7 separate regions of the Homo sapiens genome follow, and regions 2, 3, 4, 5, 6 and 7 are each linked to region 1. The links are chromatin loops, found by intact Hi-C in ENCODE. Cell type or tissue: heart right ventricle. All regions are shown on one strand. Region 1 has its middle 71 kb from the start of IGLL5. Region 2 has its middle 47 kb from the start of LINC01659. Region 3 has its middle 50 kb from the start of LINC02556. Region 4 has its middle 23 kb from the start of GNAZ. Region 5 overlaps RSPH14 (radial spoke head 14 homolog). Region 6 has its middle 110 kb from the start of VPREB1. Region 7 holds the start of LOC107985554 (a long non-coding RNA gene).

Evidence for each region. Hi-C counts contacts between places; a loop is a spot of excess contacts. Peaks named below come from ENCODE experiments on the same cell type or tissue, not always from the same donor. Only the 100,000 strongest peaks of a DNase experiment are listed, where the experiment ranks them.
Region 2: it touches region 1 in a loop (22-fold over the local background); 56 of 110 quality-filtered maps call a loop at or near these places.
Region 3: a loop joins it to region 1, with 5 times the contacts of the local background. A loop is called at or near these places in 55 of 110 quality-filtered maps.
Region 4: it touches region 1 in a loop (8-fold over the local background); 8 of 110 quality-filtered maps call a loop at or near these places.
Region 5: it touches region 1 in a loop (32-fold over the local background); 106 of 110 quality-filtered maps call a loop at or near these places.
Region 6: it touches region 1 in a loop (4-fold over the local background); 4 of 110 quality-filtered maps call a loop at or near these places.
Region 7: it touches region 1 in a loop (9-fold over the local background); 54 of 110 quality-filtered maps call a loop at or near these places.

The regions. Positions count from the first base shown.
Region 1 is chr22:22,957,296-22,961,295 of GRCh38, reverse strand. No RefSeq gene overlaps it. Among named protein-coding and RNA genes, the nearest start is that of IGLL5, 71 kb to the right of the region's middle. In heart right ventricle, a CTCF peak has its summit at 1,917 (motif pointing left); a DNase peak (open chromatin) is centred at 1,905; H3K27ac peaks cover 1,867 bases; H3K27me3 peaks cover 839 bases.
Region 2 is chr22:23,384,366-23,388,365 of GRCh38, reverse strand. No RefSeq gene overlaps it. Among named protein-coding and RNA genes, the nearest start is that of LINC01659, 47 kb to the left of the region's middle. RefSeq lists an enhancer at 1,333-2,315. In heart right ventricle, a CTCF peak has its summit at 2,275 (motif pointing right); a DNase peak (open chromatin) is centred at 2,285; H3K27me3 peaks cover 1,114 bases.
Region 3 is chr22:23,374,807-23,378,806 of GRCh38, reverse strand. It overlaps the pseudogene CES5AP1. Among named protein-coding and RNA genes, the nearest start is that of LINC02556, 50 kb to the right of the region's middle. In heart right ventricle, a CTCF peak has its summit at 2,356 (motif pointing right); no DNase peak of the experiment used is centred here; H3K27me3 peaks cover 1,597 bases.
Region 4 is chr22:23,045,634-23,049,633 of GRCh38, reverse strand. No RefSeq gene overlaps it. Among named protein-coding and RNA genes, the nearest start is that of GNAZ, 23 kb to the left of the region's middle. RefSeq lists enhancers at 1,335-1,835, 1,836-2,336. In heart right ventricle, no CTCF peak of the experiment used is centred here; a DNase peak (open chromatin) is centred at 2,143; H3K27ac peaks cover 2,489 bases.
Region 5 is chr22:23,127,016-23,131,015 of GRCh38, reverse strand. All of the region lies in intron 4 of RSPH14 (radial spoke head 14 homolog), which reads left to right. Among named protein-coding and RNA genes, the nearest start is that of RSPH14, 13 kb to the left of the region's middle. RefSeq lists enhancers at 2,297-2,576, 2,433-3,020, 3,021-3,610, 3,975-4,000. In heart right ventricle, CTCF peaks have their summits at 2,193 and 2,393 (motif pointing right); a DNase peak (open chromatin) is centred at 2,405.
Region 6 is chr22:22,355,495-22,359,494 of GRCh38, reverse strand. It overlaps IGL and IGLV1-47. Among named protein-coding and RNA genes, the nearest start is that of VPREB1, 110 kb to the right of the region's middle. RefSeq lists a silencer at 1,835-1,934. In heart right ventricle, a CTCF peak has its summit at 2,037 (motif pointing left); a DNase peak (open chromatin) is centred at 2,024; H3K27me3 peaks cover 2,104 bases.
Region 7 is chr22:23,288,499-23,292,498 of GRCh38, reverse strand. BCR (BCR activator of RhoGEF and GTPase) reads right to left here. Exons shown (of 23, transcript NM_004327.4): 13 at 2,878-2,982; 14 at 2,086-2,160. It overlaps LOC107985554 (a long non-coding RNA gene), which reads left to right and starts at 1,971. Exons shown (of 3, transcript XR_001755448.2): 1 at 1,971-2,285. RefSeq lists an enhancer at 87-266. In heart right ventricle, CTCF peaks have their summits at 1,625 and 1,836 (motif pointing right); a DNase peak (open chromatin) is centred at 1,861.

The DNA of each region.
Region 1 (4,000 bases):
CCTCTGAGTACTCTACCTGATGCTTAATGAATTATGAGATTTTCTGTACTTGTTGATGAGGTCAGGCATTATTTTCAGCCCTGAATTTTCTCTGGGGATTGTTCTGTTCAATGCTTTTGGGTAGTCTTTTTCTTGGCCTCAGGTACATTCCTCATATGCATACACTGATCACTACTCAGTATAATACTTACACTCTCGTATTTGCAGAGTTCTCTTTCTGTTAAGCTCCCTCCTCTTTGGTACTCTGCCCTATGAACTCCAGCGGCCTGGGATCCCAAGCAGCTCTGTTTCTTCAACTCGGGGAGGCCAGTGGGCTGTGGTTACGTTCTCTCCTCCTTGAGCCTCAGACTGGAAACTCTCCATGCAGTAATCTGGGGCAATCGTGGGGCTCATCTTATTCATTTCTCATCTCTTATAAACCACTATCTTTCATTGCCTGATGTCCAGTGACTTAAATATTTTGTGTTGTTTTTAAAATTATTCCAGGCCTAAAAATAAATCCAGCTCCTGTTACTCCATGTTGACCAGAATGTATAATTGTTATTGCTGTTTTTTTTCTTTAAAAAACACCTTTATTGAGATGACTTATCCAATTAAACTGAGGCTCATTTGCAGGGATAGTTTTTGAGGTCAGTGTTTGAGGTTTGCTTTGACCCCAAGAGGTCTGTTTTTAGCCATGTCTTTTCCTGGTTCTCTCTGATAAACTAGCTGGCCTATGGTCTAGTTTATGTCACTAATGAACTTACCAGTTTCCTCTCAATTGCTTTTTGCCCAAGCTTCATTGTTTTGAAAGTCCCCTTAATGTTGAACTTTGTACTCATTTGCAAATAAAGTCAGTTCATTCGGGAAGGGCTTTAGAGCTCTCTATGTCCTGCCTTTCCTCTTGGGGAAATGTTTCAGGAGCTTTTGGCTATGGCTCTGGGGCTGGGTGGGGACAGTGGTAGGTAGCTACTTTCTGAGTGACACCCCTGCTTTAGGAGGTGGGTGCTTATTGGAGAGTCTATTGTATTCCCAGCTTGCTTCTCATAGCATGGAACCTCTACTTTACAAATGAGCTGGTTGATGGTGCCAGTATTCTCAGTGTGTTGCACCCAAGGCAGGGCTTTTGTCCCACAAGTAGGGGCTGAGCAAAAGAAGAGAGCCTCAACCGATTACTACAATCACCTGGAATTTAGTCTCTGCAACAGGTAGCTGGGGTGGGAAGAAAAATGCTGATGGATTTTCCTTCTTGGGAAAATACCATAGCCCTTGACTGGGAGCTGGGTGGAGACAGTGCTGTGTCCTTGGCTGTACCCACCTGGAGTGGAGTTTCTGTCACATTTTGCTGGCAGTGGGAGGAATGGAGCAGGTCGTGGTTGAAATGCCACAGACCCTCCCATTTCTTGCCAGGTTTTAATAGATGTTCTTGAATTAAATGTTTTTTTATTTGCTGTATGCCCTAAGGCCATTTCTAGAGACTTTAAATAAATACATATATCTTAAATATTTTATACACACACACAATTGCCCATTCTGGAAGTGGAAGTCCCCCGTCTCCACCCCCAGGAGGTTTTCAACACTCTAGATGTGGATGCCCAGCTGACCGCTCACTCTGCCTCCCACTGCAGGAAGACTCAAGGATAGATGCCCCAGTGAGTCAACCTCCTAGCTTCTTTTCAAATTCAAACAATCTTTTCTCTAGCCACACCTTGGTTCATAGGCTAAAACCCTTGTTACTTGGATTTGACCTTTTTGAGAATTTTTGGAGCGTGCACAGTCTTGTTGAACCCTAATGCAACCAAGTAGTTGTGTAGTTCTCTTCTAGGGTCAGATTCACTCTCATCAGATAATGTGTGGACCCGGGAAACAAATTATCTGTACATGCTGGCCGTCTCCCTGCATTTCCGCCACCTGGTGGGCAATTTTCACATGGACTGCCTTGAATCTGGATTATATTTGGTGGTCTCTGGCACCCTCCGGTGATGAGATATTTTAGCCCTGTGTTTTGTGGTAGTTTGACCGTATTTCATTTGTGATGAAGTGATTTTTGACCTGTATAACTGCTTTACAAGGAAACACACTTGGAGCTTGTTCACTGAGGGGCTGGAATAGTCAATCTGCATCCATGTCCACAGGCTGTTGGCTGGCATTTCTTCGGTGATGAGTCTGGTTTAGCCTCATTGTGAGAACATGCAAGGTGTGTGCATCCCTGGGTCTCTAGTTTAGTGTTCCTTCCAGGTCTTGGGCACCTATCCCAGCAGATCTTGGTGGCAATCATGAAGGATATCCTGGGGACATCACAACATAGTCCTCTCCCAGTTTTGCTGGCCAGCAGTGAAAAGACCGAGAGGCTGCTTTCGGGTCTTGTTTTTACAACTAGACCTTCGAAAGACATAAAGCATCTGTGTCCCTGCTTTGTAAGGTTCCAATCACCCCAGATCTTTTTCTTCATCCCCATGAGCAGTGGGGGGTCACGTTAACAATTTGGATCCAGTTATTCTCAGCAGCTAATGTCCTTCCAGCAGAGAGGGCGGACGCTGGGACTGTCCCATCATCGATGTTCCTCCAGCTCAGCCATCTTCTGGCTGCTGGACCAGATTGTCTGACTTTATTACCCAAGGGCTGAAAGGCTTATTGTCCCTGTGGCCACTTGGAAGCTTATGATCTTTGACTCCTGAGCTGTATTCTGTCATCCATTTAGCATAATATAGCGATCAGTCCAAGGACTCCAGTTCCTTATTTTACTTGTGAAGGATCATTTAGAAAAAAAATTCAACCTCCTTAGCAGTAGTTTGTCCTGGAATGTTGGTTTTATTAATAATTACTGTGGGTTACACCTCCCCTGCCTTCTCACCTTCTTTGAGGTTTCCCACATGAAAACCCCTGACACTGACTGAGGGATGGTCAGATTTTTAAAAATGTGACATTGGGGTTTTGAGGACCAGCATTCACGTCCATCCTGTATGAGGCCATCCTTGAAGTCAGAAGTTTTCCACTCTGAACCATCATTAGAGGAGTCATCGCTATGGTGACATGATGGTTTTCTCTCTTTCCATGAACTTGGAGATGGGGAATTATTTGAAAAGATAGAGAGCTGAGTGTCCAACCTCACTCTGGTCATATGACGTCTCTAGGGGAGCAAAGGCTAAAGGAAATTGGTTTCCTCCTTGCTGTGCAATGCACTAGCTTTTGGACACATGGCTGTCCTGTCACTTTTTACTGGAGCTAGGCCCGAGGCATTTGCAGGAGTGTAATTTATTTGGCCCCAAGCTGTGACACGTTCTGGGTCCACCGGAAATTCTTGATTTCTTTTATACTCTGCTGGGCGGGCTTCTCTAGGGTACTTATTCTAGGAATAAATCTCACGAATCTTTGTGGGCTTTGAAGTCCACATTGCTCCTTGGAGAGGAGAGAGCATCTGCATCCATTCTTTGCTCACCCACCACCCCCGAAGTGGCCATTCCAAAGAAAGCTGCCTGTGTTCTCACTGGCTGATATCTATCCCCATTTTAACCTGATTTAGATGGGGCTGACCAGCATTTATGGTTTGGTCACAACGCTTGCCTTCTGCAGTTCCCTGTGGCAGCTGACTGTTTGCATTCTGCAAGATGAATGCCTGAAGGCTTCATTTGACTTCATTTGATTGAAGGTCTATCATAGTAGCAGTTCGGAGATGACCTTCATTTCCATGCCATCTTTTGATGCTGAGATATTGTGTCAACCAGGGTAGACTCAGGAGGCAAACCACACCAGTAATTTGAACAGGGATTTTTTCAGAGTTGTTAAACTATAAAGAGTGGTGAGCTCATGAAAAGGATAAAGCAGGACTGTACAACGTTCATGAGTAGCAGATTCAGAAAGCAGCTACCGACTCACGCGGAGTGAGTGAAGGAACTAAGAGCTTGAGAATGGGACCCCAGGCAAGGCTGAGATTCAGACTTTTCCAGGAGAGCATGGTTTTGCTGTGAGCTGTAGCCTGCCAGAGGCCAAGACGCTTGCCAGAGAGTGTGAGCAGAAGCTG
Region 2 (4,000 bases), 430 kb before region 1:
GGGGTTCCCCACTCACGGGGTCATATACGCTAACAAAGGCCAAGCGCCCTGCCAAGCGGTGTCCTGGATTGGGGTGGGCGTGGGGGTTCGCCTCAGGTCCAGGCTCCGGGATGTCGTGCAGGACAGGGCGCGGCTGCGGCGGGGGCACTGGCTGGAAGCCGGAACTCCCGGCCTCGAGGGCGAAAAGTGTGGCCAGAGCAGTGTGCTGGGGGGGCCGTGGCCCCGTTGCCAGGCCGGCGCCTCCCTGGACATCATTTGCAACGGAAGCCGCTTCCTGCCCATGTTGCCACAGTGTCCAGATGGCCTCGAGGAGCCTGGTTCAGAGGGTCTGCCCTGTGCCCTTGCCCCTCCTCTGCTGCCCAGGAATGGGTTGGGAGGGCAAAGAGGAGGAGAGGCTGGGGCGCCCAGCATGGAGACCCGAGTCCTTCCTGCTGGAGCCGGGCTGCAGCGCAGGGCAGGGGCCAGATGGGGCTGTTCTGCTGTCTGCACTGCCGCCTTGATGTTCCATGCCCTAAGCTCGTTTTATTTATTTTCTATTTTTATTTTTTAAAACAGGATCTCACTCTGTTGCCCAGGCTGGAGTGCAGTGGTTCGATCACAGCTCATTGAAGCCTCCAACTGGGCTTGAGGGATCCTCCCACCTCAGCCTCCTGTGTATTGGGGACCACAGGTATGCGCCACCATGCCCAGCTAATTCTTTATTATTTTATTTTTGTGGAGACTGGGTCTCGCTATGTTGCCCAGGCTGGTCTTAAACTCCTGGCTCAAGTGATCTGCCCACCTCAGCCTCTCAAAATGTTAGGATTACAGGTGTGAGCCACCTTGCCTGTGCTTGGCTGTTCCCAAGCTTATCTCAAAAGCCAGGGAACAGGCCCTGAGTGGATGGAACTCGGTGTCACTGGGCTAGCCACAGCCCTCAGAGGACCCTATCTCTGTGCCCCCTCCTAACCTGGGCTCTTGGCCCACACCCACCCAGGCTGCCTGTCAGGGTCTACTCCCTCTCCAGCCCTCAGAGCTGCCCTATGGGGAGGGTTGGGGGTCCCAGGAAACCTGGCCGAAATGGCCATGGGCCCTGGCATGGGCACTACCCTTCATGTCCTCCCAGGGCCTGGGCTGTGGCCTGAGGTGTGAGTGCTCCTTTGCCTCAGGAGGGGAAGAGGTGCGTGGTGGCCTTCGGTCAGGGCCCATGGGGCTCCAAGGGTGGTCTTGGGCCTCCCAGGTTCCCCTAGACTCACAGCCAGGAGGACGGGTCTGCGGGGGGCTGTGTGAGGGATGCGGTGGCCTGCAGAGTGCCCCACCCTGTCCAGGGCCAGGGTGGCGAGTGGACACATGCCCCGAGTGCCGGGCAGCCTCCCCTGCCTTCCCACCCTGTGGGGCACCCCCGAGGGGACAGAGAACAGATGAGGGCTGGGTCCTGGGAACAGGGTGTGGGGGAAGGGCAGAGTGCTGGGGATGCTGAGCCCATGACCTCCCTGTCCCTGGGGCCTTCCCATGTCAGAGGTGAGGCTCAGAGAGGTAAGGGCTCACCTTTTGTCTGCCCCGTCCCCAGCATGGCTAAGCCGCTCCCAGGGTGCGGGCCATAGCAGGCCATTTGTCTCCCTCCTGGGTGAGGCTCTGGACACGGCTTTTCACATTTTTTATTTAGGAATCAGAGAGAGATAAGAATGTCACCTCTCATGGACAATGTGGCCCCAGTAAATGACTGTCAGCCAGGGTGTCCAGGGCTCCAAGGCCCCAGGAGGTGGCCATGCTGGGGCTGCCAGGCCCCTGGCTCCAGGGTTGCCGGGGCTGAACTGAACGTGCCCACCCCTGCCCAGGCCCAGGCTCCTCCCTGTGAGGAGCCCACCGGCTTGGCCAGTCCACCTTCTTGGCACTTCCTGCCCACCTGTCCCTTCTAGTCGGAGCCTGGGGAGACAGTGGAGCCTGGGGAGACAGTGTGGCGAGTGCCTGATGGTCGGTGCCAAGGTCATCTCCCAGGTCCTTGCTGGGGCCAAGAGCCAGGACTCCTTACCCGTCCCCTTAGCTGCCCTGTGCCTGCCCAGCACCTGCTGGGACTAGGCTGCCTATTGGAGCAGGAAACACGGTGCTGGGCTGTGAGCTCCCAGGGCCTGTCTGTGTGTCCCAGTATCAGGCTCCTGGGTTGAGAGAGAGATGGGGGGTGGGTGGGGAGCAGGTGAGGAGCGGCAGGCCCCCTGGAATCCCTCCATGGCCACCCCTTGGTCTCCGGGACTTGTGTGCGGCAGGTACGGGCTGGAGCTGTGGTGCAGTTCCCAGTTTCACCACCAGATGGCACTACGCCCCTGCAGACGCAGTGCCCAGAGCAGGCCAAGTGGTTTGGGAGCTGCAGCTGGAGCATCCAGCAGGGGAAGCTCTGGGAGGTCAGGGGCAGTGCTGGGGGAGCCACCTCCCCACTTGGATCCGAAGTTCTCATGGAGGCCTAGGGCAGGGGCTGACCAGGTAGCCAGAAGTTCCCTTGCTGAGTCTAGGGTGTCTGTCCCACATTTCACATGGAGACGAATCATCCCAGACACCCCGGCACTGTCCCGGGGCAGTTTGCCACCCCTCCCAAGGGGCAGGGCTCCTGTCTTGGGGTCTTCCCAAGCATAGTAGCCTTCGGGCAGCCCCGGCCTGGCCCCAGGTTGTCCCACTTGTCAGTGGGCAGCTGGGGCTGGGGGAGGGGTCCCAGCTCCTGTCCAAGGTCATGACTGCCCCTGACCAGGGTGTGGCAGCCGCTGTGGCCTGGGTCAGTGAGGCCGTGGATGGAGGGTGGCCCGGGTGTAGGCGCTGCTCTCAGCTAAGAGAGACCTCATTTGGAGGAAGAACCAGGAACCAGAGGGATGGCCGGGTTCCCAGCGAGCAGGAGGCCAGCTTAGGGTCAGCAGGGGCACCCTGCAGGGACTCCAAGAGGCAAACCAAACCACATGAAGAGTCATCTGAGAGGGAATGACGGAGGCTGGGGAGGTGGAGCCCCCACCTCCAACTGCTGCCTCGGCCCCCACAGCAGGGGAGGGTGGGAGGCTGGTCCTGGCTCTGCCCTGGGAGATGCCACCTGGGCCTTGGTCTGGGGAGGAGGGCTGGCCGGGAGGCTGGATACGGCCACTGCTCTGGAGTGACCACACCATTTCCACCCTGCTTGCCTCATTCTTCTCATGGGGGCCTCAAGGGGACACACCAGAGGTTTACTGGGGACAGGGCAGGGGAGGGATCTCAGCGCTGGCCTTCTGGGGCCCTGCGTCCACTCTGCCCCTTTCTGACCTGGGCTGGGGCCTCTGCTCTCCTCCGGGCCTGGAGACAGAGCCCTTTTGGAGGCCCTCAGGCCCGACAAGCCTGTTCCTTGGAGCCAGGCTGTGGGCTGGGTGTATTCTGGTGGGATGGGGGATCTGGGGCATGGGGTGGGAGTGGGGCTGGGAGTAGGTTGAGGTTGGTGCCTCAGGCTCTGTGGAATGGGACTGGGATGGCTGCAGACCCTGGGCTTTGGGGTCTGAGCCCAGCCCTGTCCCCAGGCAGGCTGCCCCCTGCAGCCCTGGATTCCCATGTTGGTTGGAGTTGCGATGAGAGGTTCTGGGGCCTCCTTTGCTTCTGTCCAGGACACACAGCTGAGAAGTCACGGTCTGCTGCCTGACTGTGGGGGTTTCAAGCCCCACTGGAGCATCCAGGCAGGCCCTTGGGCGGCAGGGCCTCGTGGGGGCAGGAGGGGACCCTGGGAAGTCGGGAACCAGGCCAGGGAGGGAGAGAAGGCAGGAGCACAGTTGTGGGTGTAGGCACCCACCCCGTCCCGAACGATGTTCCTCCCGGCCCACCCCACTCCAGTCCTCTGGGCCGGCTGCCAGAGGGTGCTGCTTGAGGCCACTTGCTTCCTCAGAAGAAGGTCTCACCTTCAGAGCCAGCCTTTGAGCTCCTGGTGACCTCAGCCTGTTGCCCTTGACCCTGAGTTTGCCTAGATCAAGTGGGAGGCCACTCTTTGGGCCTCAGTTCTCCCGTTCCCAGGGAGCAGGTCCTC
Region 3 (4,000 bases), 420 kb before region 1:
ATGTGTTTATTGGTGTGAAGCCTTCAGCTGCAGAGGGATGAAGAGGGTGGTCCCAGGCAGAGCAGGCCTGCTCCCTCCACCCTCAGGCTACTGACTCTGCAGCTCTGGACAGTGGCTGGGAGCTGCCAGGAGCCCAAGTAGGAGCAGGACCTGGGGATCTCCTCCCCACACATAAGCCGGTTTCTCTGATCCTGGTTCCTTGCCCTGTCTGGCCTGCCTTCCAACTGACACCACCATGTGGCTCCCTCACCTCATTGAGCAGGACTGTTGCGGTAAACTGAGGAACGGAGAGACCAGTATGAGAAACAGGAGGATTGTTTATTTTAGGTATGCGCCGGCTCAGTGGATTCATATCCAAGAAGCTGAGCATTAAACAAAGAGAGAGCGGGGGTTTTTATGAGCGGACTTACAATAAATAAAAGCAGTTACTCACGTGATAGGTCACATAATCTATAGCATAGCATAACTTGTGGCCTTGTAGCTGCATTGAAAGAAAAACAAGAACTGGCTAAATACAGACATTTATAAAACATAATCATGCATTTGGACCCATTCCACAGATGGAGAAGATGAAGCACAGGAATGGCATAAATGACTTCCTCCATGTTGTACATGCAGTAGGTGCTAGATTCTGGCACCAAAGCCAGTGCTTTGTCCTCTTCCCCTTTCCTCAGTGGCTTTCCTCTCTTTACCTGCCCCAAAGGCTGTAATCTCTAACATGACCCTAAGAAAGAGAATGGAACGGATTTCTTATTAAATATATAAATAGAGATAATGCCATCCGAATAACGTTTTATGTTCCCTGGTCCCAGTTTTTCTAATCAATAAAGTTTTTAACTCTTCCCTCCTTTTTTTTTTTTTTTTTTTTGATGCAGAGTCTCATCCTGTCACCCAGGCTGGAGTGCAGTGGTGCAACCTCAGCTCACTGCAACCTTCGCCACCCGGGCTCAAGTGATTCTTGTGCCTCAGCTTCCCAAGTAGCTGGGATAACAGATGCCTGCCACCATGCCCGGCAATTTTTTGTTTAGTAGAGACAGGGTTTCACCATATTGGCCCAGGGTGGTCTTGAATTCCTGAGGCTCAAGCAATCCACCCGCCTCAGACTCCCGAAGTGCTGGGATTACAGGCGTGAGCCACCGCTCCTGACCCTTCTTTCTCTTCCTTCTTCATCTTTCATCCTTTCTCCTCCTTCCCCTTCTCCCTTCCTCCTCCTCTTTCTTCTCCTCCTCCTCTTTTTCTCCACTTCTCCTCCCCTCACCCCCTCCATTCCCCTTTTCTCCCCTCTCCTCCCCTCCCTCTGAAGGTAGAGAGCTTTCCTCTGAAACACCTTGAGCTGTTTTTGCTTTTAGACATGGCTTACAACGGTTTCCATCTTCCTGTGGGTCACAGGTTCACTGATATTTAGTGAACAATTTCTGAGCACTTTGAAACTTGAAATATGCTAATGCTCACTGTTCTATGAGCTTTAGATATAGAATTTTGTTTAAACCTCATAAAACTTCGTGAGTGAGATAGTTTCCTTCTTCACATTTACAGATGGGAAAAATGAGCCTTAGGTTAAGTAAACTGCCCAAGGTCACACAGCTAGTCAGTGGCAGAGCTGGGAATCAAACCCAGGCACTCAGGTGCCAGAGCCTACATGCTTCACCCTGGGCCTTCAAAAGATGAAACATCACACCCTGCTTAGCAAGTGGGACATTTATATTTCATCTGAAGAACGTGTGCCCCAAACTGCATGGGGAGGGGAGGTGGTGCCTGGTGGGCTGATGGGACATTCCTGTCTCCTCCTCAGGTTTTGTTGTGGTTCCCAGGCGGTGCCTTCGAGACTGGCTCAGCCTCCATCTTCGATGGGTCCTCCCTGGCTGCCTATGAGGACATGCTGGTTGTGATCGTCCAGTACCGGCTGGGAATATTTGGCTTCTTCACGTGAGTCTCTTCAAATGATCGACATCCCAGATCCCCAAGGGGCAGCAGTGCAGTAGCCATAGACAGTGCCCAGCAACCTAAGAAGGAGTGAGCCTTCCAGGACATTGAACAAAACTGGCCCTAGTTCCTTAGGTAATTTTTGCTGCCGTAGCAGATAAATCCCCAAATTTTGGTGGCTTAACACAATAAAAATCTTTTTCTCACTTGAGTAAAGTTTAATTGAGCATCCCTGATCAGCAGATATTCTTCCCCATGGTCAGCCAGGGATCTGGCTCTTTACATCTTGAGCTCTGATGTGGATTCTCTAGGGCCCCGGATCTTCTGCATTTGGCAGGTGGGCGGAGAAAGCATGGAGGACCATGCAAGGGAGAGTCTCCTGGCCCAGCCTGCAGGTGGCACTCGTCACTTCTGTTCACTCACCATTGGCAGAACTCAGTCACATGGCCACATCCAGCTGCAAGCGAGCTGGGGCAATGTAGCCCCACTGCATGCCCTGGAAGACAGGACACTGTTTGTGTGAGCAGTTGGTAGCGTCTACCTGAGCCTCACCCCAAGGCTTCTCGAATGCTCACCTGAGAATCATCACTCCATCACAGTGGCTTCCCTCCTCCAATCATGCCTAACATGTATTGGGTTATCAATGAACCAGGCATGCATTATTTCAACTCATCCTCAAAATAATCCTTCAAGGAAGATTCTCTGTTGTTATCTTCATTTCACAGCTGGAAAATGGAGGCCCAGAGAGGCCAAGCAACTTCCCAGGGGTCACAAAACAGAGCTAGGTCTCTTGACCACTTCTATTATCCTGCCTAAAACATGGCAGGAGAAGTCCTGACCAGGGACCAATGTAAGCAAAGAGAAGTGAGAGGTGGGGCCAGGATTATGCTTGGGGGTCACTGTCACATACTATGGGAAAATCAGCAATGATTCAAAATATGAATCCTGCCCTACAGAGGCTCCTGACTATGGGGGACATAATGCAGGGACAAAAATTTCCACATTACCAAGAAGGACATGGTTAATTCTCCAAGAATGAGAGGCCATGGGGCTGCGGAAACAGAGGAATGAGTTGCAAGGGATTGGGGAGGCTTCGGAAGAGGGGTGGCATTGGAGTTGCACCTGAAGGATGTGGTTGGGTTTGAGGAGAAGGGGTTGAGAGAACGTGTGCTCGGCAAAGGGTGCTACCTGTGCAAAGGTTAGGAAGTTGGAAGGGAGGTAGCAACACATGAGGATGAAGCAATACTTTTGCAAACTGCACTGGGCCTGTAGGCCTGGAATGTGGCTCTGGGAGTGCTGTGCAGGCAGGACAGGCTGACGGGGTGCCCTGACCCGAGCAATTACACTTCTAGCTGCTCTATACATTAGGATTCTGCGTAAGATTCCTTTGATAGGAACGTTTTCAACAATTGTTTATCATATCTGGTTTGAGCATAGGTAGATGAAGCTACAGCAGGAGATGGATGCAGAAAGGCAAGGACAGGCCTGACAGGGAAAGACCTTGAATGCCAGGCCGTAAATGGAGTTTGGGCTTTATCCAATACAGATTGAGGGACCAGGAGTACCTTTCTCAGAGTAGTGTACCAGGAACCTCCAGAGCAGAACGGAGGCTGAGCCAGGGGTGCCCAGCTGCAGATACGGACCCCCAATGGGAGGCACCGTCTTGATGCGGGCCACGGGGTGGTTGAACCACAAAAGCAATAGCTAACATGTATATAACAGGTGTATATGACATGCTTATTGTCTGCCTGGCACCGTCAATCTTCACAACCATGTGGAGTGGGCACTATCCCCATTTTAGACATGAGAACCATTGAAGCACAGCAGGTTAAGTGACTTGCCCAAGGTCACCCAGATGATAAGTGGCCAGGCTGTGAATCCTGTGCTCGAGGCTGAGATAGTAACCACTAAGGTATAATGCTTCTCAGGATAAACAGATGGAGAAATGGGGACCAGGGTGGGAGCCACAGAAGAATGGAGGTAAAATTGGCAGGGCTTGACTCTTGACCAGATGCAGGGGACTGGGAGAGAGAAGGTGGAGGCAGAGCCAGCTCAGTGGTCATGGATAGAGGAGGGA
Region 4 (4,000 bases), 88 kb before region 1:
GCCTTTGCTGTATCCCGGAGGTTTTGATAGGTTGTTCACTGTTGTCATTCAGTTCAAAGAATTTTTAAATTTCCACCTTGATTTCATTGTTGACCCAATGATCATTCAAGGGCAGGTTATTTAATTTCCATGTATTTGCATGGTTTTGAAGGTTCCGTTGGGAGTTGATTTCCAGTTTTATTCCACTGTGGTCCGAGAGAGTGCTTGATATAATTTCAGTTTTCTTAAAGTTATTGAGGCTTGTTTGGTGGCCTATCATATGGTCTATCTTGAAGAAAATTTCATGTGCTGATGAATAGAATGTATATTCTGTGGTTGTTGGGTAGAATGTTCTGTAAATATCTGTTAAGTCCATTTGTTCCAGGGTATAGTTTAAATCTATTGTTTCTTTATTGGCTTTCTGTCTTGATGACCTGTCTAGTGCTGTTAGTGGAATATTGAAGCCCCCCACTATTATTATGTTGCTGTCTGTCTCATTTCTTAGGTCTGGTAGTAATTGTTTTATAAATTTGGGACCTCCAGTATTAGGTGCACATGTATTTAGGATTGTAATATTTTCCTGTTGAATAAGGCCTTTTATCATTATATAATGTGTCTCTTTGTGTTTTTAAACTGCTGTTGCTTTAAAGTTTGTTTTGTCTGATATGAGAATAGCTGCTCCTGCTTGCTTTTGGTGTCCATTTGCATGGAATGTCTTTTTCCACCCCTTTATCTTAAGTTTATGTGAATCCTTATGTGTTAGGTGAGTCTCTTGAAAGCCACAGATAGTTTGTTGGTGAATTCTTACCCATTCTGTGATTCTGTATCTTTTAAATGGAACATTTAGGCCATTTAAATTCAACATTAGTTTTGAGATGTGAGGTACTATTCCATTCATTGTGCTATTTGTTGCCTGCATACCTTGGTTTTTTTGCTTTTTATTTGTATTTTTGTTTTATAGGTCCTATGAGATTTATGCTTTAAAGAGGTTTTATTTTGATGTGTTTCCAGGATTTGTTTCAAGATATAGAGCTCCTTTTAGCAGTTCTTGTAGGGCTGGCTTGGTAGTGGCAAATTCTCTCAGCATTTGTTTGTCTGAAAAAGACGGTCTTTCCTTCATTTATGAAGCTTAGTTTCGCTGACACCTTTTTCAGGCAGATTGGGGATTTCTTGGTTTGGATCCACTGCTGATGAGCTAGTGTGATTTTTTGGGGGGTGTTAAAGAACTTGTTTTGTCATATTACCAGAGTTGCTTTTCTGGTTCCTTCTCATTTGGGTAGGCTCTGTCAGAGGGAAGGTCTAGTGGTCAAGGCTGTTGTTCAGATTCTTTTATCCCACAAAGTGTTACCTTGACGTAGTACTCTCCCCCTTTTCCTAGGGATGTGATTTCCTGAGAGCCATACTGTAGTGATTCTTGTCTCCCTTCAGGATCTAGCCACCCAGCAGGTCTACCAGGTTCCTGTCTAGTACTGGAGGTTGTCTGCACAGAGTTCTGTGATGTGAACCATCTGTGGGTCTCTTTTTGTGGATACCAGCACCTGCTCTGGTGGAGGTGCCAGTGGGGCGATATGGACTCTGTGAGGGTCCTTAGTTTTGGTTGTTTAATGCACTATTTTTGTGCTGATTGGCCTCCTGCTGGGAGGTGACACTTTCAAGACAGCATCAGCTGTGGTAGTATGGGGAGGATCAGGTGGTGGGTGGGGCCGTGGGGCCTTCGAACTCCAAAGCGTATATGCCCTTTGTCTTCAGCTACCAGGGTGGGTAGGGAAGGACCATCAGGCGAGGGCAGGGCTAGGCATGTCTGAGCTCAGACTCTCTTTGGGCAGATCTTGCTACGGCTGCTGTGGGGGATGGGAGTGAGGTTCCCAGGTCAATGGAGTTATGCTCCTAGGAGAATTGTAGCTGCCTTTGCTGTATCATGCAGGTTGTCAGAGAAGTGGGGGAAAGCTGGAAGTCACAGGCCTCACCCAGCTCCCATGAAACCCAGAAGGCTGGTCTCACTCTCACCGTGCCCCACCCCACAACAGCACTGAGTCTGTTTCCACGCAGTCTGCGAGCAGGGCCAAGAACTTTCCCCAGGCTACCAGCCCCCAGCTGCGAAAGCAAGTAGGGCTTTTAGGCTTCCCTGTCTGTGGAGTCTGCACACTGGATTGGCGCCCTCCCCTGAGTTCTGGCCAGGAGACTTCCTGTTTGGTTGGAATTGTTGCAAAGTTCAGCTGGAGGTTTCCTTCTCTCTGTGGCCTTTTCCCAGTTCCTCTGGCAGCCCTCTCCAGGTAACCCTGTGAGACAACTCAGAAATGGCTTCGCTGGGAACCCAGAGAGCCCACAGAGCTTTTCCCACTGCTTCCCCTACCCCCGTATTTCCCTCGGCTCTCTAAATTGACTCAGCTCCAGGTATTGTCAGAATCTTCTCCTGTGATCTAGACTTCAGGTTCCCCAGTGAGGGTGTGTATTCAGGGCCAGATAATCTCCCTTTCTCACTCCCACAGTTTGGGCACTCACGGTAATTGGGGTGTCTCCCAGGTCCTGCAGGAGCAATCCACTTCCTTAAGAGGGTCTGTGGGTTCTCTTGGCTTTCCTGAATTATTCTTGCAATAGTTCTAGAGACTCCACATGCTGCTCTGGTCCGTTTGAGTGAAAGCTGCTATCTAGTTCTTCCTCCTGTCTGCCTTGATCCTCAGGAAAAAAAACCCATAAACTCTGTTAAATTTAATTTGGCTAAGGTTTTTCTTTTAACAGATGGTGTCAGAAGTGGGATCTGAGCTAGAACTTCTAGTAACCCCCAAAGTGCCAAGTGAGCAAGCAAGTTACCCACTGTGCCTGTTGTTTCCATTGCTCTCTCACAGCAACTGGGGATCTTGGTAAGTTCTCCCTCAGATTGTGAGGCTCCACAGATTTGCTCAGAGATTTGAGTTCTCTGAGTTTGTTTGAGCAAATTTTTGATCAACACTGGGTTTGGAAGTTCTGACAGAAACTGAACTGAGTCTACAATTGGATTGTATCTGATAATTAACTGGCTTGGATACAGTTAGGGGCCTCTTTTGTCTGACTGGGTCAGAAAGAAACCAGTAGCAGATGGCAATATTGCAGGGGGTGTAAACTTTGGCTTTTGGAAGTCCACAGGGATTTTTGTGTTTTCTACTTCCTTTGTTTCTTTTTTCCTGTACACTTAGGTATGGAAAAAAATCACTGACATAGTTGCTTGAGGGGACCTGAGAGCCAAAGTCAATATTTGAGGTAAAAATGGGATCCTTTATTTCTAAAGAGCTGAGTACCTTCTGGCTAATCTGTGTATCAGTATTAGGCCCTAGAGGGTGCTAGTAGTAGCAAAGGCTTACAGAAATGGCATTTTTTTTTTTTTTTTTTTTTTTTTGCTAGACAGAGTCTTGCTTTGTCGCCCAGGCTGGAGTGCAGTAGTGCAATCTTGGCTCACTGCAAGCTCCGCCTCCCAGGTTCACGTCATTCTTCTGCCTCAGCCTCCCGAGTAGCTGGGACTACAGAAATGGCAAAATCTTACTAAAGATAATTTAAAGTTACAGTGAAATGTTCCAAATGAACAACCCTGCACTTGAAGAAGTGCATTTGAAAATGAGGTCTCCCAATATAGTCTCATCTAGGGATGTCTATTGATATGCAGAAGCTTCTAAAAAGATTGCAATATTTTTATTTAAAGACTTTTAAAAAGGCAAATAAAAAGCTTAAGTTACTAATAGATACGAAAAATTAAATCTGCTAACCTTTTGGCTTAGTTGCTATGCTGCCCCAAAGGTGAAATGAAAGATATCCTAGATAAAGTATTTATAAAAGGTAGACCCTCAGTTAAAATAGCCTTGCTTCTTTTTCAGATCTATTCATGCTAAGTCCAGGCATACAGAATGCTCTCTTTGCCCTATTCCTTAAGAGGCTCCACCCTGAATTTAGTAATTTTAGCTAAGAAACAGTAGATAAGTTAAAAAGAACACCAACTGAACTAAAATACACCTTTCTGGAATTGAAGTGGCAATCTTAAAAGCCTTTTGTA
Region 5 (4,000 bases), 170 kb before region 1:
AGGGCTTCCTGGTACCCTGGAAGGAGAGTCCCCTAGAGCATCTGCCAGGGAGGGCATCGCTGGGCCAGGGAGAATGTGTTTGCCTTCAGCTTTGCTGGATATTGCAACTGCTTCCAGCCCAGCCTCTGGCCTCCAGAGAGCCCGGGGCATATCCCAGCCTGATGGATGTGCTATGGTGTTTCACTGTGATATGGCTTTACTGTCCCTGTCCTGGTGAGAGGAAACATCTTCCCTCTGCCTGACACCTCATCAGATTCCTCTCCTGCCCAGTGCCTCTGGAGAGAGTGTGTTCATTCTGTTGCCGAGTTGTTTTTCCATTTCTTATTGATTTGAAGGAGTGTGTAATTTATCCTGGATTCCAGCCCTTTGTCGGTTACCTACATTGCAAATATCATTTCAAACCAGGCTGTTTTCTTGGCTTCTCACTGTGCCTTTGTTGATTCACTGGTGCAGCAGTCTTTCTTTCCTTCTTTCCTTCTTTCTCTTTCTTTCTTTCTTTCTTTCTTTCTTTCTTTCTTTTTCTTTCCTTCTTTCTTTCTCTTTTCTTTTTCTTTTTTTTTTGAGACAGAGTCTCACTCTGTCGCCCAGGCTGGAGTGCACTGGTGCAGTCTCAGCTCACTGCAACCTCCACCTCCCGGGTTCATGCCATTCTCCTGCCTCAGCCTCCCGAGTAGCTGGGACTACAGGCACCCGCCACCATGCCCGGCTGATTTTTTGTATTTTTAGTAGAAACGGGGTTTCACCGTGTTAGCCAGGATGGTCTCGATCTCCTGACCTCATGATCCGCCTGCCTCGGCCTCCCAAAGTGCTGGGATTACAGGCGTGAGCCACCATGCCCGGCCTTCTTTTTCTTTTTCTTTCTTTCTTTCTTTCTTTCTTTCTTTCTTTCTTTCTTTCTTTCTTTCTTTCTTTCTTTCTTTCTTTCTTTCTTCCTTTCTTTCTTTCTTTCTTTCTTTTTCTTTCTCTTTCTTTCTCTCCCTTCCCTTTCTTTCTTTCCTTCTTTTCCTTCCTTTCTTTCTCTTTCTCTCTTTGTCTCTTTCTCTTTCTTCCTCTCTCTTTCTTTCTCCTTCTTTCCTTCCTTCCTTCCTTCTTTTCTGAGATGCAGTCTCACTCTGTCACCCAGGCTGTACTGTAGTGGCATGGTCTCAGCTCACTGCAAACTCCACCTCCCAGGTTCAAGTGATTCTCCTGACTCAGCCTCCCGAGTAGCTGGGACTACAGGCGTGTGCCACCATGCCCAGCTAATTTTTGTATTTGTAGTAGAGACGGGGTTTCACTATGTTGACCAGGCTGGTCTTGAACTCCTGACCTCACGATCCTCCTGCCTCGGCCTCCCAAAGTGCTGGGATTACAGGCGTGAGCCACCATGCCCAGCCTTAGCAGTTTTTCATTTGAATAATGAAGTCAATTTCATGATTTTTTTTCCCTCTGGCCTTTTTTTTTTTTGAGTGCCGTGTAAGATAATCTTTCTTTACCCTGACTCATGAAGATATTCTGCCATATTTTCTTCTAAAATGTACGAGTTTGCTTTTCCCCATCTCCTCCCCTTGTCTTTTTCTGCCATCCACCAACACTGGGCGCACCATTAGGAGTAGGGGGCTGTGGTACTGACAAGCTCACGAACAGAAGCCTCAGTGAGGGTCAGGGTGGGGAGCCTCGGCCCTTCATCGCGGGGTTTACTGAGTGCTGCTCATGATCTGTGAAGGGCCCAGAAGGGAGGCCTGGGACACCGGGTATGCAGGGGACAGTTGGACAATGAGCAGAGGGAGGAAGGGAAGGAGGCAATGTGGCAGACGCCCAGGAGATCTGTTCTGGGGGTACACTGAGTGTCGTGGCCTCTGGATTAGCGAGTGTGACTGTGCCCCAGGTGGTGTCCTTCATGGGCCTCTGGGTGGGGGGCCTGGGGGGTGGCGAGGGCATCTATTTCAGTGGCTCTGTTCTTACCAGCGTGTGACCTTGGGCAGTACCATCACCTGTGGGAACGTGGGTGTCACCTGTGTGGCTTAGCTGGGACAGTCTCTGAGCAGGGCTTAGCTGGCTCCCAGTGAATGCTGGTGGCCATTGGTATGGTTTCCTATCAGTGGCCACACTGGAAGGCCGTTTTCACCATGGCACCCTCTGCACCTGGCAGGGCGCCTGGCATGTGGCTAGCGCTCAACAAATATTGGCTGTTTAGTAGGTTTTATGTCATACTTTAAAGGATCAATTGCTGGTTGTCTTCTTGCTACAGTTCACTTACCTGCTTGCTCATTCCTTCATTCATTTGACAGTATGTGTTGGGCCCCTGTTTTGTTCTGGCCACCGTGCCTCAGTTTCTTCCCCTGTGTCATGGGTGTCTGGGAGAGTGGTTTCAGAATCCTTGCTCTGGCCAAGTCTGACTTGCATGATTTCCCAGAGTAACCAGGAGGGGGCACCCCAGGACTGAGGATTGTCCCAAGTGGGCCCTGGCCCTGCAGGGGCCCTGGGCCCAAGCTGCTGCGCTCACCCACACGCATTCCTCTAAGTTCCTTCCAGGCTGGCTACTCATGCGCCGTGGTGGTGCCGTGTCAGGAGAGGAGAAAATAGGATTGTAGAGACAGATGTCACACACAGGCTGCCAGCCCAGGCTCCCTGCCAGCTGGGCCCTGAGTGATGCACAGGGTCTGCTTCTGCTCCCCAGCCCGATGAGAGGGGGAGGCCTGGCAGGCCAGGAACCAAGAGGCCAGAGTGTCCCTATCGGTGACCATCATTCCTGCTAAGTCCAGGAATGGAGTAGAACCCCATGAGAAAACAGGTTTCATTTTTGTGGGAGAGAGAGTTCTGTGGCTGAAATTGACAATTCTTCTCTAACCAGATTTTGGGGTGCAGTTGAACAGCTCAGGGTCCCCCGGAAGTATCCCTCTACCATCCCACTGGTCCTGACTGGGCACACCTGTGAGTCTGTTCTGGCCCTGCCTCCAGTCTCCCTCTCCTTGTGCCAGGCTCTGAGACCCCAGCCCAGCTTTAGCAGCAGCATGATGGGGCCTGTTCTGACCCTGACTCCACACGTGTGCAGCCCGGGGGTGGAGATGGATGACCCTCCCAGCCCGGAGGAGAGCACCAGCCCGAGAGGAGGAGGGAGGCAGCAAGGATGCGCCTGGGCCCTGCCTCTGGAAATTGGCTCCGTGACCTTGGAAAGGAGAACTGGGCTTGGGAAGGGGAGGGTGCCGCGGGTGAAATGTCTGGATGCAGTTTGATCCAAGTCATTTGGGGGTTCAGGGGACATCCCTGGAGTCATAGCATCTAAGCTAGGGAGAAATCTGGGGGTCTACAGCTATACCACCCAGAATGCACCCAATGTCATCTGAACCCCAGGTACGTGGGCTGCTGGAGAAGCAAAGTAGGTGCTCCCACTGCAGTGAGCCGTATGTCTCATTCCAGGCTAGTGGCCTTGGGTGGGCCACCACTGCACCCTGTCCCTCTTCAGCAGCCACCCGTGGACACCCAGCTTCCTTCGATGGACCCAGAGCAGCCTCCTCCTCCTCCTCCCCTTGATGCCACAGGGTGAGGGGTGGAGGCCAGCTGCCCTAGAGGAGCAGGCCCTTTTCTGTCTTGCCTGCCCTCAGGGCAGGGTGCACCAGAACCCCAGGCACATCCTCAGCCTGACAGTCTTTGGTGGGTAGTTGTACCCCATTCCTGGACTTAGCAGGAATGATGGTCACTGATAGGGACACTCTGGCCTCTTGGTTCCCGGCCTGTCAGGCATCCCCATCTCGTCAGGCTCATCTGGGTGAGGTGAGCTCATCCAGGGTGAGGTCCAGCCTCAGTGTTGCCTCAAGTCCTCATGGTGCAGTGCAGCCCTTCCTGGCACTGTCCCCTGAGCCAGATGGACCATTTGTTCTGGAGGGCTGACGTTGGAAGTAGGGTGCCAGGGCCTGTTGCCACTGTGGGGATCTGGGGAATGTGGACAGAGTAAAGCCCCTCAGGTCCTGGCCTGGTGGGGTCACATTGTGTGATGCTGATAAGTCATCGCCTCTCCTGG
Region 6 (4,000 bases), 600 kb after region 1:
TGGTAGAAGCGGGGTGAGGGATAAAAGACTACTCACTGGGTACACTGTACGCTACTTGGGTGATGAGTGCACCAATATCTTAGAAATCACAACTAAAGAACTTATTTATGTAACCAAATACCACCGATTCCCTAAAAACCTATTAAAATAAAAAAATTAATAATTAAAGAGAAAAAAACACTGAAATCCTTAAAAACCCAAATAAATAAATAAGTAAATAAATAGAATATGAGAACCTCTTCCAATATAGACAGAACGAGAGGCAAGAGATGAAGAAGCAAGAATCCCGACAAGACATCACAGACTCTCCTGTCACCTTAGATGAACATAACTCCAAGAGTTTGATTTTGATGGACGATAAATTCAAACTTTAAAATAAATAAACAAAATCAGGAATAATCAACCTAAAGGCCCTCAAAGGTAGTAATGAGCCCTCTATGGGATGGGTGCAATTCAGCGAGAACAGGAAGAATCCCAAAAGGAGTTTGCAGTGTGAAAAAAGCCAGAACAAATGGGAAGATAATGTCTGATAACACTGATACATTCCAAAAAATGGAAAGCAAACAATAGTGACAGAGACAGATCTGTGGCTGCACAGGATAGCACTGGGGAAGGGAGGGAGGGAGATGACAAGGGGTCATGAGGGGTTGCTGGGGTTGGTCACAGGTTGCATAGCTGCGTGTTGGTGGTGATGTATTCAAGGATCAAAAAATGTCAACATTTGTCTAATTTCCTATTATAAATCTGGGTGGTTTATTAAATATGCATTATTCCTACATGAAAGGAGTTTTATTAAAAAAAGAATTGGCTGGAGAGAAAGGAAGCACAGGGATTCACACTGAGGAGCAGGGGGAGGAAGACACCACTCTGGAAACTCCTGGAAATGGGAAAAGGAGGATGACAGAGACACAGGTTTCCCATCAGAGGTGGGTCTGTGACGACACAGCTGTACCTGCCACCTCAGTCCAGGACTTCAGTGCAGAGACCCTGTGTCCCAAGTTGCAGGAAGCAGGATGTTCTGTTTCCTGGACAGCCTGTTCATGACTCTGAGGATGAAGGGGAGGAGGAGCCTCCACTCTCAGGCAGGGCCCTGGATGCCCTTGGACCCATGGGGGAAGCTACAGCAGCAGAAGCCACAGGCCGGGCCTGAGCAGCAGCTGCCGGGGCTCACCCTCCTGACAGAGGAGGAAGGGGGTTCTTGTCTCAGTTCCCCCTGGGCCTGGAGCACTGTGGGACCACTCAGGCTGTCATCCCATGCTGCACAGTAATAATCAGCCTCATCCTCGGACCGGAGCCCACTGATGGCCAGGGAGGCTGAGGTGCCAGACTTGGAGCCAGAGAATCGGTCAGGGACCCCTGAGGGCCGCTGATTATTACTATAGATGAGGAGTTTGGGGGCCGTTCCTGGGAGCTGCTGGTACCAGTATACATAATTACTTCCGATGTTGGAGCTGCTTCCAGAACAAGAGATGGTGACCCTCTGCCCGGGGGTCCCAGACGCTGAGGGTGGCTGAGTCAGCACAGACTGGGCCCAGGACCCTGGAAGTGAGAGAGACACAGACATGGTGATTGACAAGAGACGAAAGGAGACAAGAGGAGAAAGCAGGGCCCCATGGGCTTCCCAGGGCCCCTCTCTTGGTCCCCATCCTGTCACCTGCACAGTGAGTGAGGAGGGTGAGGAGGAGAGGGAAGCCGGCCATGCTGGAGATTGTCCTGAATCCTGTCTTCTCTACCACAGCTGAAGCTGAGCTTCCCCCAGATCTCTCCCTCTCTTCATACTCTGAGAGGGGGAGAGTCCATCCATGCAAATCAGATCCCCCCGGTTTTTGACCCCACCCTGAGCCCTGGGTCAGGCTCCTGGGCTTGAGTATGTCAGGGTGTGGCAGGGGTGGAGCTTTGTGGTCCCAGGGGGTGGGGAGGACACAGGACACAGCTGCCAGCCCTGAGCAGAGGACATCAGGCAGGGCAGGTGCCTGGTTCTGCTCTGATTACCCCAAGTCTTCTCAGAAATGGTCCCCAAGCGCCCCCTAGTGTCCAGACTAAGGCAAACCGTTCTATGATCAGGTGACCAGAGCCTCTGAGATTCACCGCTGCCTCCGCCCCGCCCTGTTTTCTGGCCACTGCCCCCGCTCCCAAGTCCCGGCCCAGTAAGGTGGCACCTGTGTCTCCCTCCTGTGACCTCAGGGCAGTCTTCACGCTCTACTGGACTCCTCAGGAGTGAATCTGTCTATGGCTCTTTGGCTGTACATTGTAGAGGACTCAGGTGATGTCTACACAAAGTCCTTTTATTTCAGGATCAAGCCCAGAGCGGGGACCGGCCCCATGGACTCACTTCCCCACCAGTGTTGGACACCGGGTCCTCTCCTCTCATGTGACTCCTCCCTGGTGGCCAGGGCTCCACTTCCTCTGTGGATCCTGCTGCGCTGAGGAGAAAGGGAGCTCTTCCCTCTGGGATGCCCTGGGGAGGAATTCCCAGAGGGTTTTTCTGGTAAATCTTTGTTCTCCCTCTACTTCCCCAGATTTGCAGTCATAGTCATCCGGATACTGTGACCAGGGATCTTGCCTAGGAGTCTGTCCTCCAAGCACTGAATGCCAGTCTGTGGGGGATCCTGGCAAATGTCTTTGGAGTGTTTCACTTATGAGCAAAAAGAGCAAAGATGTTCAGTCTTTGAACATGGGAAGAATTAAAATTTTAACTTGGTTTGACGACCAGAGTCTGTCCTCAGGTGAGCCTGATATGTGATAGCTCTTAGCATCGAGCACCCCAACTAGGATTTCCAGGGAAAAATTATGGTTCAAATTCAGTAGTGAGTCTTGTGGGGGTGGCTTGAAGATGATGAAAATTATTCATCTTTGGTCTGTAATGACATCTAGAATCTAATAAACTAAAAACAATAATCTTAAGAAAAAAGATAATTCTGTTAATCAAAATGAAAAATGAAATAGATTGTGTTTATGATTGCATGAGTTCTGGCATGATACACCCTGGACTCTTAACAAATATTTGTTTGGGGAATTTTACGTGGATGGAGGGAAACAGCTGGATGGTTATGTTGATATTTATACTTGTGAATGTATCATCAGGCAGTTGCAATACAATGAGATTTTTTATTTATTTGTTTGTTTATTTATTTATTTATTTTGAGCCGGAGTCTTGGTCTGTTGCCCAGGCTGGAGTGCAGTGGCACCATCTCGGCTAAATGCAACCTCCATCTCCCAGGTTCAAGCAATTCTCCTGCCTCAGCCTTCCAAGTAGCTGGAATTACCAGCACGAGCCACCATGCCCGGCTAATTTTTGTATTTTTTTAGTAGAGACTGGGTTTCACCATGTTGGCCAGGCTGGTCTCCAACTCCTGACCTTGTGATCAGCCCACCTCGGACTCCCAAAGTGCTGGGATTACAGGCGTGAGCCACCGCGCCTGGCCACAATGAGATTTTAAATGCTCCATTTAAACAACAAAATAGTGAGATTTATTGCAGGCATTTAAATAAAACCAGTCCGTATATGTAACTGAAATAAAATGGATGCTGTGTTTTGGGATTGCATTTCAAGGGTGTCATTATTTTAAATGTTCCTTTTAGTGTAAGCCATGCTCCTTTACATAATTTTCATAGTTTTTATAAAAAGTTTATTGTGTTTATATAACACATCAGGCATATTGTTTTATTTATTTCCAAGTAGAAATAAACTATTAGAGCTGGGCTTCACTTCCTGTTTCTTCTCATTGCTTTTTCTTTGATGATGCATAGATGTTCACAGTGAATTTTGTTTTCCTTTCCTCCCACCTTAATGAACAGGGGGTCACCGAGGCTGAGCAGTGTCTCACATACAGGAGAAGGCTGCCCACGGCCTCCTCCCTGCCCACGGATGCGCTTCCTGGTGGATGCCCCATCAGCTCTTAGGCTGAGGGCAGAGAGAGGAGCAGATCCACGGCTAAGGAACCTGGACACCCAGAGGATCTGGAAGGAAGGGGCAACAGTTGCGACAGTGAGCCCTGGA
Region 7 (4,000 bases), 330 kb before region 1:
CACATCACCCACATGGTCTGTAAGAGCAGGTGTTATTTGCAGAATCAGAAAAAATAAAAATAAAAAAAAAAGGTTGTAACTTTCTTTTTAAAAATTAAACACCTAATTGTGGTCTGGCGTGAACACCAGCACCTCATGCGATGCCCCTGCCCGCTCTGTGGAATTTCCCTGGGTGCGGCTGGGAAACGGGACTTCCCACAACATTCGTTCACTCAGTCGATCCACAAACCCCAGCTAAAGCCCCTACGATGAGAAGGGCCCTGCACTGGTGGGGACAGAGAGGTGTACACGCCATTGTTACACAGTGATGCCACAGCAGAGGGCAGCCATCCTGGGGGATGTGGGAAGCCCCTACAATCAGAGCAGACCCCGCTGTACTATGGGGCAAAGAGTTAAGGCAAAGGGGACTCCAGGCCACTGTGGGGCACAGGAAGCAGCTCAGTGCTGGAGAAGTCGTGGGGTGCAGGGGGAAGGGAGGGAGGCGAGGCCTGGAGAAGAGTGGGCTGGGCTGTGGGCGGTAAGTTGCAGGGTGGGGTTTGCATTTTAGAAAAACTACCTGAGACTGGGGATGGAGAGGCCTGGTAGTGGGGACCCTTTCTGCAGGGATATCCAGAGCTACAAAGACCAGGGAGGAGGCCACAGCCAGGGCCTGGCCAGGCAGCCAGAGATGACTAAGAAGCCTCACTGATGGAGAATGGCATTTAACGGAGGGAGAGCAGACCACGGTTTCTGGCTTGGCCATGCGGGTGGATGGTGGTGCCCCTCAAAGGGACAGGACATAAGAGGAACAAGTTTGGGGTCCATGAATAATAGGTTTGGTTTGGGGATGCAAGGTTGAGTGCACGGGGCAAGGAAGAGATAGAAAGAAAGGTAACAGGGAGGCAAGGAGAGACAAGCCCGGGACCACGGGGCAGCGTAGGGTGTCACGCTGTATTGCTCACAGACAGGACCCGGGAGGAGATGCAGGGATGCAGGGAGGCCCACGAGGGAAACACCAGCGTTTATGAGGCAGCCAGAGACAGGGGCCCAGGAGAAAGATTATGTTATGAAGGTGCAATCTGCATGTCATGTAATTCATCCATTCCAAGTGTAGGGTTTAAAGAATTTTAGGAAATGTAAATGTGAGCGCAAACAGCACCACAGTCTTTTCACGACACTGCTCTCACCTAAAAAGTCCCCCTTGGGTTCATCTGCAGTTAGTCCTCTCTCCCAACCCCATTCCCCAACAATCCCTGGTAAGCTTTCTGTCTCCACATTTTGCTGTTTCTAGGAACTTTTTTTTTTTTTTTTTGAGGCGGAGTCTTGCTCTGTCGCCCAGGCTGGAATGCAGTGGCACAAGCTCGGCTCACTGCAACCTCCGCCTCCTGGGTTCAAGCGATTCTCTTCCCTCAGCCTCCCAAGCAGTTGTGATTACAGGTGCCCACTGCCTAGCCCGGCTAATCTTTGTATTTTTAGTAGACACAGGGTTTCACCATGTTGGTCAGGCTGGTCTCCAACTCCTGAGCTCAAGCGATCCACCTGCCTCAGCCTCCCAAAGTGCTGGGATTACAGGCATGAGCCACTGCGCCCGGCCTCGAGAAACTTACACAGTGCAACTCATGTGTTACCAGCCTTCACTGTTCTGACAGCTCCAGTAGCTGGGGGAGACCCCCACTTAGAGGGAAAGGAAAAAAAAAGTAGTATCCATCCAGCTCGACAGAGCAGCCAAATCTGCTCTGCTGTGGGGTGAAGGTGCACTGCTGACAGCCCTCCTGGCTTGGACCCCACACTCCCGGGCACCCCTGGGGATGTCTGTCAAAGTCCTTGCCAAACCCCTGCAATTACTCGATCCACCTGCAGGGGGCAGCTCACCAGCTCCCAGGATCTGAGACAGGCTAGGGGAGAGGGCAGAGGCCACTCCGGGAAAAACAATTCCACACCCAGAAGGCATCAACCAGCACAAACACTCCACAGCGGCCAGGGTCAAAGGTGTCCCGTGGTCATCTGAACAACCTCCCTGTTTCCCCACACCCTGCCCGATGAGTCCTTCCTGGGTGGAGACCCTGGCTCGGCCGCTGCAACCCTCCTCCCCAAACCAGTACTTACTTGAACTCTGCTTAAATCCAGTGGCTGAGTGGACGATGACATTCAGAAACCCATAGAGCCCCGGAGACTCATCATCTGCGCAAGAGATCAAAGAGGTCAGCTTCTGTTGTCCCGGGAAAGGGAGGCAGGTGACAAGCTAACTCTGCTTCAAAATCAACCATCCGGTGGACACTGTGTGGCTGCCATCTGCCTGGCACAAGGTAAGCCAGTGTCATGGGCCAAAAACATACTCATCATGATTTCTGTCTTGGGGATCTCAGGATCCAGCTGGTTTCACAATACAGGCAAACCAGTGACTCGAAGTGTAATAAGGTTCCAAGGACAGCAGAGGGGGTCGGGGTGATGTGGGATGTGGGTGGGGTGTGTGTGGACACATGTGCATAGCGTATGCTGTGTGTGTGACTGAGCATATGTGCAACAGTGAATGCAAAACAGCTTGACCAAAAGTGCCGGCTGGCAGGTAGCTGGAGGAGAGGAGGGCTGGGAGGACGGGAGTGGGGCCAGATCCAAGGCACAGAGCATCTGAGGAGCGTCTGCTGCAGCCTTGTGACTAGGAACAGAAGCCGTGCATCTCCTCAACCACCCAGCAGCAGCCACTCAGGGAGAAACTGCTCCTAACCCACCTTGTCCACTCCTGGGAGGAGACAAGAGGCCCTAACAAGCATAGCTCTTCCTTCTGAACCAAAGTCCACTAGTCCCATCAAAAGTGCTAACAGGAAGGGGGGATCAGCCTTCAGGCTAGCTGCCTGCCCTCCCTGCAGGTGCCCTGTACACGGAAACGGGGGGGCCCACCTTCCTTATTGATGGTCAGCGGAATGCTGTGGACAGTCTGGAGTTTCACACACGAGTTGGTCAGCATCTGCAGCTCCACGGATGTCAGGGAGAAGCTTCTGAAACCTGGGAGGTTGGAAAAGAGGTGCACCAATTGGTCAATCTGCTCCTTGGCCCTCTGGCCCCTCCCACTGGACCTCCACCACACACCCTGGGGAAGGGGCACGGCAAGAACTGGTGCCAGGGCTTGGGGGCTCAGGAGAGGGCACTTGGCTCTCAAGTGCAGTGCTGGTCTGGCGGCAGAGTGAGGTGTGGCCCTGGAGAGCCCAGGCCTGGAGGAGTCTTAGCATGAGACTTACAAACACACACATCCCACGCTACCTAAGCACAGCCACAAGGCAGGTCTGAGAATGAGTGGCTGGACTGGGAGCACCTCCCTGTGAGGTCTCCCCATACAGACAGCAGCATGGCTCTGCCCGTCCTCTGCTAACACAGGCCCCCGTTTCTCCACCAGGTGAGGAAAAGGGGCTTATTTCTGGGCATAATGCTGAACAGGGAACAGAGGCTGCCACTCTGGAAATGGCTGGGGCTCCTATGTTATGACAGGAAACCCTGGGACACAAGCACTGGCAGGGCTGCCCGGAGATCCTTGATCCCCCAGGCCACGGTGGCATTGGGGGCCGAGAGGTGGCTCTGCATAGGTGAGAATGATGAGCCTGAGGGCGCGGGAGGTCAGGCCAGGCCAGAGGCATGCAGAGCCCCAGCTCAGGGTGAATCCCAAACCTCCAAGGAGGGAACCGGGTCTGCCTTCCCCACCGACACTGCCAGGCAGGACCCGAAGGAAGGAGCGCCCTGACAGAGGGAAGTGCCCAGAGAAGGAAGGGGCTGCCCCAGACAGGAGGGAGCGCCCCTGAGCTGAGAGCGGGCAACCCCGGCCATATGAACAGGGCAGTGGGGCCAGCACAGTGTGAATGCCCAAGTGGGCCCAGCCAAAGGCCCCTTTAGCATCAGCACCTGCTGGGGCAGGGAAGGCCCAGGGGGCGGGGAGTAGATGAGGAGAAATGGGGGAGGCCAAGAAAATGGGGTGGTGGCAGGGTCCCAGAAAGGACTAGGGGGCAGGCCGGGGGTGCGGTGTATGGGCAGC